Regions from separate parts of the Homo sapiens genome. Here region 2 is linked to region 1. A link is a contact called in ENCODE Hi-C or POLR2A ChIA-PET data. All regions are on one chromosome and are shown on one strand. The core of a region is the stretch at or near the end of the contact, and the rest is flanking DNA. Distances in the headings are between cores, read along the strand shown. Region 1 overlaps DNAH6 (dynein axonemal heavy chain 6). Region 2 holds the start of TRABD2A (TraB domain containing 2A).

The links. Hi-C counts contacts between places; a loop is a spot of excess contacts on that map. ChIA-PET counts read pairs that join two places held with the same protein, here RNA polymerase II (POLR2A). Pooled maps may share reads with other maps.
Region 2: a loop to region 1 is called in a map of natural killer cell, with 13 times the contacts of the local background. The contact joins the promoter of TRABD2A here to the enhancer-like site in region 1. A Hi-C loop is called at or near these places in 7 of 168 maps with a recorded cell type or tissue (B cell, CD4-positive, alpha-beta memory T cell, Caco-2 and 4 more), 4 of 37 single-sample maps with no recorded cell type and 15 of 50 pooled maps. POLR2A ChIA-PET finds 5 or more read pairs at or near these places in 11 of 52 experiments (CD4-positive, alpha-beta T cell, CD4-positive, alpha-beta memory T cell, CD8-positive, alpha-beta T cell and 8 more).

The regions. Positions count from the first base shown.
Region 1 is chr2:84,739,303-84,743,790 of GRCh38, forward strand. The region is part of intron 62 of DNAH6 (dynein axonemal heavy chain 6); the gene reads left to right. Among named protein-coding and RNA genes, the nearest start is that of TRABD2A, 140 kb to the right of the region's middle. RefSeq lists an enhancer at 2,211-2,260. Within about 2 kb of position 2,334, at least 2 of the 41 ENCODE cell types and tissues checked have a DNase peak (open chromatin) inside an H3K27ac peak, as active enhancers do; they include CD8-positive, alpha-beta T cell and natural killer cell, where a contact is called at or near this core.
Region 2 is chr2:84,878,787-84,883,274 of GRCh38, forward strand. It overlaps TRABD2A (TraB domain containing 2A), which reads right to left and starts at 2,298. Exons shown (of 7, transcript NM_001277053.2): 1 at 2,146-2,298. The coding sequence starts at 2,253. RefSeq lists enhancers at 1,540-2,042, 2,043-2,543 and a silencer at 2,273-2,402.

The DNA of each region.
Region 1 (4,488 bases), core at 1,084-3,583:
CTATCCATCCCCAAGTGTGTCTTGGGAATTGTCATCTTGTGTAGCATCTTACAGAAGTTCTCTGGATTTCTTGTATTTGCATGTCGACCTCTCTAGCAAGATTGGGGAAATTTTCCTGAATTATATCCTCAAATATGTTTTCCAAGTTGCTTATTCTCTCTTCTTCTCTCTCATGAATGCCAGTAAGTCATAGGTTTGGTCACTTTACATAATCCCATATTTCTCAAAGGCTTTGTTCATTTTTTAAATTCTTTTTTACTTTTGTCTGACTGGGTCATTTTGACAGATTGGTCTTCAAGTTCTGAAAGTCTTTCTTTTGCCTGGTCTAGTCTGTTGTTAAGGCTTCCATTTGTATTTTGAATTTCCTGATGCGAATTTTTCAATTCCAGGACTTCTGTTGGTTTTGTTCTTAATATAGCTATGTTGTCTTTCATATCTTCTGTTCTGTTCTTAATATAGCTATGTTGTCTTTCATATCTTGGATCATTTTTCTGGCTTCTTTGTGTGGGATTTCAACTTTCTCCTGGATCTCATTGAGTTTCTTTGCATCATATTCTGAATTCTATATCTGTCATTTCAGACATTTCATTCTGGTTAGGATCCATTGCTTGGGAGCTAGTGGGATCCTTTGGAGGTGATGAAACACTCTGTCTTTTTGTATTGCTGGGGTTCTGCACTGGTTACTCCTCATCTGAGAGAGCTGATACTTCTCTTTTTTTTTTTTTTAATTTGGTATCACTTGGTTGGGGCTTCTTGTTTATTCGTTTTTCCCTTGGGGGTATGACTGTGATGTATATTGTGTATGATTAATTGGCTTCATTTCTAGGTGCTTTCAGAGTGCCAACTCTCTGTACAGGTTCCTTGGTTGCAAGTAGGTTCATGCAGTGACTTTCTCAGAGGTTGTTTGTTGTAGCAATGTAATTTTATTTGGTGGCGTAATTCAGGATGCAGTCTAGTAGATGGTGCTTAAGAGTAAGAACTGATGGGTACAAGCAGGGGTGGAAGCACTAGAGAAGTACAAAAAGCACCTCTGCAGAGCACATTCACCCTCAGTAGGGCAGAGCTGCTGGAGAAGCTTGAGACACAGACTCTTTCAACCCGCATTCCCCAGACTCCAAAGTGAAGAGTCACTTCCAAATCCATGACAGGGCACTGAGAAGAAGGGTGGCGGAGCAAGTGTGACCCCCTCTCCATGTCCATTCCCAGGCTTTGGTGGTACCACCTTCAGTGGCTGGCACTGCACCCATGTTTTCTTTTATCCAAGGGGGTCTTTGGTGGGCTGCACTCTCCCCTCCTTTAGGGACAGTCTGCAGCAAGGGTTAGATCTCCAGGGGAGTGGAGTCTGCCTCCCTCCCACGCCTCAGAGCTGGTGGGGCACTGTTCCCCAACTGACCAAGGAAACAGGCTGGGACACCCCGTTATGACCCATGCAGACCAGTTCTAGGTTGCAAAGCTGTCTCTGACTGAAAGTCTTGCCCTCTGGGAAAAACCTCAGCTTCAGCAACTCTCCTCCCACTCCAGTCTTGTGATGGGAGAGAGCGTAATTCCACCACCTACTACTGGGGCACTCTCCACACTCACTGCTCAATTCTGCCTGTGGGGACCCTTCTCCCCTTCCAGAACAAGCACTTTAATCTCACCTAAGACCAAAATGCTTGCTGTGGCCACCGCTGCCAGGTTACCAAACAATGGCTCTAACCTCTCAAAATGGTGTCAGCCATGGGCTTGCACCTAGAGAGTGGGGAGCCCCTCTCAGGCGAGCAGCATGGACGAGAAGCTGTGAGGAGTGTGGTCCACTCAAGTCTCAGTCTCATAGCAGCTCGTAGCAAGGCATTGGACATTGTCCTAGGTATATATAGGAGAGCCTTGGTCCCCTTTCCCTGCTTGGCTGGGTGGCAGCAGCAGTCACATCAGCCCAAACTCAGGCCAAGGATGAGGCACAGCTCAGCACTACATTCTCAAAATGGTGCCTTGGGCCTGAAAACAGGGAGGGCGGATCACTGCCCAGGCAGGCAGCATGATCAAGAAGCTGTGGGGAGTGTGGTTCATTCACATCTGTCTCACAGCAGCCTGCTACAGAGCTGTGAGTATTGTCCTAGGTATGAGTAGGATGACCTGGTCTCCCTGTTCTTCCTTAGCCAAGCAGAGGCTACAGCCACATCAGCCCAAACTAAACAAAGCATGGAGCTCAGCCCAGCATTAAACTCTCAAAAGGGCACCTTGGGCCTGGGGCTAAAGAGGGTGGGGCACCATTCAGGCAAGCAGCATAAGCAGGAAGCTGTGAGAAGTGTGGTCAACTCATATCTCAGTCTCAACAGCAGCTCATAGCAGGGCAGCAAGTACCCTCTAGGGGGTGCATGAGTGTGCCCGTTCTCCCCTCTCCCTCCCTGGAGCAGCACAGTGGCTGCAGCTGTGTCTGTAAATCCCCAGGATCTGGGTTCTCAAAATGGCACCCAGCTGAGGCTGCACCAGGCTCGGATTCCTGTGGGATTGTGTGTGGGTTCCCTTTCTAGAGAAATGTCTCTGTACAATCTTTAGGCAGTTCCATATGTCAGGCACAAGGCCCTAGTGGGTCAAGGGTTTCTCCTGTAGCCAAGATCTTAAAACCCTGTTTTGGAGCTCCAGGGATTTCCCTCTTACTGTTTCCCTGCATCCAGGACCATCTCCCAGCCCAGTCAGTTCCTGGCTGCGCAAGCTAACTTGAACCCTCTCCTTACTTACTTCTGGTACTTCATGTCTCTTCTCTAATGAATCCAAGCATTCTCTCCTAGATTACCTGTTTGAACTGTGAGTATCTGCTTACTATTCTGGCTCTTCTCCATGGAGGCAGCACGCAATACCTGCATCTAGTCAGCCATCCTGACCTAAAACCTCAAAATACATCTTCTAATATTAATATTATTACAGCAAGCCTCTCTTAGTACTCCCACTCTATATATTTCTGCACTCTTTACTTTCCATTTTTTGTGTGTCATCATTATGTTTTTGGTGTATCTTAGTAGGATTTTGTTGTTGTTTTGAGGAACATGAAAGTCTTTCTTTTAACAGACAAATTTTAATTTGATTATATTTATTATGGCTATTGATTTATTTAAGTTCTTCTTGACTGAGGAAGATTTCCATTTGACAATGTCTAGAGACATTTTTGTTTGCCACAACTGGGGTGGTGCTACTGGCGTCTGGTGGGTAGAGACCAGAGATGCTACTACACATCCTACAGTGCTCAGAACAACCCTCCACAACAAATAACTACAGCATCCAAAATGTCAATATTAGTAAAGTTAAGAAACTCTGATCTGTTTGGACTTACATTGGTCATCTTTATTTTGGGCATATTTTTCTGCCAGCTTTTTCTTTGCTTCCTTTTTTCTTCTTTCTTCTTCCTTCTTCCTTTCTTTATATCCTTTATTTCTCCTCTCCTTCCTTTCTTCTTCAGTTGCATCATCCACACTCTTTATTTTCCCCTCTACTGATTTGAAATTCTATTTTTATTTTTTGGTAATTACTCTTATACTTCTAATATGAATATTTATTTAACTAAGTAAACCCATTAAGTGTGGTGGTTTAAAGTCTACATTAACCAGAATTTCTAAGATCCTAATAGATTTATTGGATTTCTAAATGAAGACTAGGGGGAGAAAAAGCTGTTCAATAAATGCATTAACTTATTGAAAAGTGCATTCCCCCCTAGTCTTTTGTCCCCCACTAGTAAAAATTGTTTCTATGTTATGCACCAGTTAAATGAGACAGCTAGAGGTAGAGATAGAACACAAAAAGAAAAATACTCATAGAAGAAACCCAGAGATGGACAGTTAGGGACAGACCCAAAGCAGAAAGGGCTAGATGGAGCCTCATCTACACAGAGGCAAAGGAAGAGGGAAGGTGTGGAGGTTGAAAAGCAAAGTAATTATAGGGACAACTCATAATTTTTTCATAGAAAGCACCATGTGTTATCCATATCTTTGAGACTAAAATTGCAACAATTTAAAAAAACTTTCCTGTTTTTATGTGTTAGATTTCAAGGTTTGTTCCAGAAATGCTACAGACTTATGAAGGTTTGTACATAGTTTGATAGGTGGCTGGTATTCTAAAAGTGAGCTTTAGATATTTACAAGTGATGTCTAATTCCATTGTCAATCTTACCTTCAGAAACTTCCTAATTGCCTTAATCTTTTGTCTTTCTTGATTTCTAAGTGCTTCGTGTCCTATTGGGAGTTATTTAAAATATACATTATTAAGCTAGGTGTGGTGGCTCATGCCTGTAATCCTAGCACTTTTGGAGGCTGAGGCGAGTGGATTGCCTGAGCTCAGGAGTTGGAGACCAGCCTGGCCAACATGGTGAAATCCCATCTCTACTAAAATACAAAAAATTAGCCTGGTGTGGTGGTGTGCACCTGTAGTCCCAGCTATTCAGGAGGCTGAGGCTGGAGAATTGCTTGAACCTGGGAGGCAAAGGTTGCAGTGAGCCGAGAACACGCCACTGCACTC
Region 2 (4,488 bases), core at 1,048-3,547, 140 kb after region 1:
AAGACCCCAACCCACTGAGGAACCCAACCACAATGCCCTTACAGCATGTGGGTCAGACATACAGCATGTGTGCCGCTGATTGGCCTTCCCAATTCCGCAGGGGGTAAGACAGAGTTTGCCCACAGAATAGAACAGCAATTCTCAAAGTATGGTCCAGGGACCTGTGGGTGTCCCCAAGAGCCTTTCAGGGAGTCTATAAGGTCAAAACTGTTTTTATAAAACTAAGATATTTTCCTTTCACCCTCATTTTCTCACAAGGTACTGTAGAATTTTCTGGAGGCTACATGTGTGTGATGAGGTCACTGCTCTGATGGCTAATGGAATGTGTGCTATGTTGTGTTTTACTACTATCTCCATTAATTCACATAAAGTAAAAGTCTTTGAGGTTTTCAATACTTTTTTTTTTTTTTTTTTGGATATAGGGTCTCGCTCTTTCACCCAAGCTGGAGTGCAGTGGCACAATCACACCTCACTGGCCTCCACTCCCAGGCTCAAGGTTTCCTTCCACCTCAGTCTCTGGAGTAGCTGGGACTGCAGGCACATGTCCCCACGCTGGTAATTTTTTTTATTTTTTTGTAGAGACAAGGGTCTCGCCATGTTGGCCAGGCTGGTCTGCAACTCCTGGGCTCAAGTGATCCACCGCCTTGGCCTCCCAAAGTGCTGGGATTACAGGAGTGAGCTACCATGCCGGGCTTCTTTGATAATTTTTTGTAACGTAAAGGAGTCCTGAGACCAAAAGGTAGGACGATGGAATAAAGGACTCATAAAGACAGATTCTAAAGGAGAGAGATCTTATCCAGACTCACTCGTCATAATTACCAGTCGGTAATAGGTTTTGCAGAAGTGAAAGGCAATGTGCTTTCTTGTGAGGAGATGGACTCCTGCCTTGTCTAACAAGCATGAAGCGGCCACACCGCAACAGAGTTTGAAACCATGCCTGGTGCAGACTCCCCTCTCCAGCTGCCGCGCCTCCTGCCTTGGTAGAGGGCCGTCCGCAGCCCCGCGACGCCTTACAGAGGCGAACACCGTGCGTCTTCCCAGCCCGGAGCTCCAGGATCGGCTCTATTTGGCCGTCCTCTGCTTTGCTGCAGTTGGGATGAGGAATAAAATTGCGAATGGCCAGGGGTGGAGGCAGACCGGGGAGCTGCGCAGGTGTCATCAAAGGTGGGCCTCTAAATTCCAGCCCCCACTCCCTCAACCCACCCCCAACCCCCCCCACCCCCGCGTCGCGGGCGCACCAGAAGGATAAGCCTGGCATGGCCCTCTCCAGAGCCAGGGACGCACAGATATCAAACCCACCGGAACAAATGCGCGAAATTCAACCTATGCCGCACTCAGAAGAGAGGGACTCGAGAACCACAGAAAATTCTGAGTGTAGGAAAACTGATCAGAGAAGGAAATATTCATCTCGAAAGAGGTCCAGCCTCGGAGACGCAAGACCTGTCCGCTATAGAGCTGTGTTGACTCGGGCAGGTCACTGAGCCTCCCTTGCCTGGGTTTCCCTCACCCACAAAACGTTGATGCGAACATCTAAAGCGCCCGGCTGGACACGCAAGGCTCGGACAGTGGTCACTCCGCGAACGCACTCTGTGACCTGGAGCACACAGGTCCCCCGCTGAGTGTCAGTTTCCCAGATCGGTAAAAACAAGGGAAATGGCTTCAACTCCCTAAAGTCCCTTCTAACTCAGGCACTGAACATATGAAGGTTAAGCCAAGCAGCTTCAGGGCGCTGTTAATATTTTGATAAGAGCAGGTGAAATTAAACTCTTAAGGAAGAGAGGGAAGAAGAAACTTCAAATAAATGTGCCCAAGTTCCTGGTCCGGTACTCCCTGGCGGATCCGTCCCCCGAAAGCTCGCGAAAATGGCTGGCGAGACCCCAGAGGCTCTCTCGGACGCCCTTGGGCTGGCGGAGGGCAAAGGCCAGGGCACTGAGTCGCTTGGAGCCTGCGGGCTGCGCCCCCGCGGGAAAGGGGAACCCGAGGGCACGGAGAGGAGAGCGAGCAAGGAGCGCCGCGGTGCTAGGTGAAAGCCCAGCCGCGGAAGTCGGCTCGGGGTCCGAAAGCGCTGCTTCGCGGGGTTCGGAGGGAAACCATCCCAAGGAGGTGCAGAGAGGCCGGCTCTCCAGCACCCGACGCGCGCCTTACTTGGGGCTTGAGCTCGCAGTTGGCGGTGCCGGGCGCCCCGCGCCGCGAAGCTGCGCCCGTGGGCAGGAGGCAGAGGGTCTGCAGCAGGAACCAGCTCCAGGGACTCATCCTCCTCAAGGCGGCTCCGAGGCCCGGAACGCGGAGGGAAGGAGTAGGGCAGAGGTGGCCGCCCGCCCTGGCTAGCCGGGGCCGCGGGGCGCCTCCGGGCGGGGCTGGGGTGAGCCCGGCAGCAGCGGCCACGTGGGGCCGGGCCTCGACCTCCCTCCCCCCACCCCACCCCCGCAGGTCAGCCCCGCGCCTAGGCGGCAGCGGAGTCCCGAACCGCGTTTCTCCCGCCCAAACCCTGCCGGGGCCGCCGCCCACCTCGTGTGACCGCAAGAGGGGTAAAGTGAAGTTCCAGCGCTGTCCTAAATTCAACCTAAAATCGCATTGGTTCCTGCGTTTACGTCTGTGCTTATGCTGCCGATTGTGAGGGGAGGGTGCCTCTTGATTGAAAGAGGCAGACAAAATAAACAAATGAAAGGCTATCTATAAAGGAAAGTTCATTTAAACAAAGGAAATCTCACGGAAGTTTTGAATGTAAAAGAGAGAGGGGAATGGTCAGTGTGTGCATCCACTGAAAATCCAGGACCACAAAAGCTGGCACTCCATTAAGAGCCCTCTTAATGGATTTTTAGGAATAATATTAAGGATGTTAACACCGAACTCAGAGGATTGCCGCAAGGATTAAAAGAGGAAATTTATGAGAAACACCTTGATTGGCACACATAGCAAGCCTGCAAACTGCAGTCGCTCCCTTTCGGCTCCAAAACCCCACTGAGGATTTTTCACAGCATTGGTCCATCAGGAAGAAAAAAAAATTATGAAAGCAAGTAGCTGTGCCCCGCCTGCCGCACCTCCTACCCATGCCTGAGCGCACTTTACCACCACCTTTTAAAGTCCAGACGTCTGCGCCATTAACTTCGGAGTGGTGTTCGCAGGAGCATTTGTCGCAGTGGTCTTTAATTGCTTTAAGTCGCTGTCCATTTTGAGAATCTGATAACTGGACGATCTCCCAGGGAAAAAGAAAAGGGGGGGGGCAGATTTGCATACAATGCGGGGAGAGGTTTTCTGAAGCCCATTTCCAACTTTCCCGTAAAGAACCCCTGGCTTTGAAGAGCCAAGTCTTTCGAGATTTAACTCCACCAACATTTAGAGTTCAGATGTTTTTGTAAAATCGCTTTTTTCTAAGTTTGAGTGGGGATTTGCTTTCTGGAATTGACTGTCTCCTGTCTTCAGATGACTGCCCCGTGTCAGCCCGGCGGCAATCGTTAGTCTCCGGGCCAACCCAGGACGATGCTTTTTGGCGTTTTCAGGCACCAGCGCTGCCACCTGCTGGCAAAAACTTTCTCTTTCGGTTGTGAGGGGGAAAAGCAAAAAGCATCAAGAACGTAAGTTGCCCTGAGCTAAGATCGAACCACTGCACTCCAGCCTGGGCCACAAAGTGAGACCCTGTCTCTTATTTAAAATAAAACAAAACAAAACAAAACAAAAAACTCAAAAGGATGTAATTACCTATTATTTCATGTTATCTCTCCCACTCCAAATGAATCAATCCGTGTGGCCACAGAGAAGCCCGCCCAGCTTCTCTCTGAGCTGGGCTTCTCTCTGGCCACACAAAACATGGCTGAATTTGTTTATTTTCTCCTGTTGTTTGTCTCTCTTTTATTTCGTTGGTTTCTGCTCTTATCTTTGTTATTTCCTTCTGTTTGTTTACTTTTGGGTTTACTTTGCTTTTTTTCTGGATTCTTAAGGTGGTACCTTAAGTCATTGACTTTAAGTCTTCTTGCTTTTGTAATATAAGCATTTAAAGTTATAAATTTCCCTATAAGCACTGCTTTAGCTACATCACCCAAATTTTGAAAAACTGTATTTCATTATCTTTCATTATCTACTTTCCCTGGTGATTTTCTTCTTTGCCCGTGGATTATTTAGAAGTAGGTTGATTGATTTCCAAACTATGGAATTGTCCTAAATATTAGGTTGGTGCAAAAGTAATTGTGGTTTTTGCAATATCAACAGATTTATAATCCAATTCTGTTGTAAACAGAAAACATACTCTGTATGATTTTGATTATTTTGAATTTATTGGGACTTGTTTTATGGCTCAGCATATGGTCAGATACTGAGTATGAAATATCATATCCATATCCAAAGTACCTAGATAATTTTGTTTGATTCTGACAGTTTTTAAATGAAGTGTTTTTTTTGTTGCTGTTGTTGCTTTGTTTCGTTTTGTTTTTTCTCTTAGCCAGACCCATCATCAAGTAGGATTTATTCTGTAAGACACTCAGTGTCCGAATA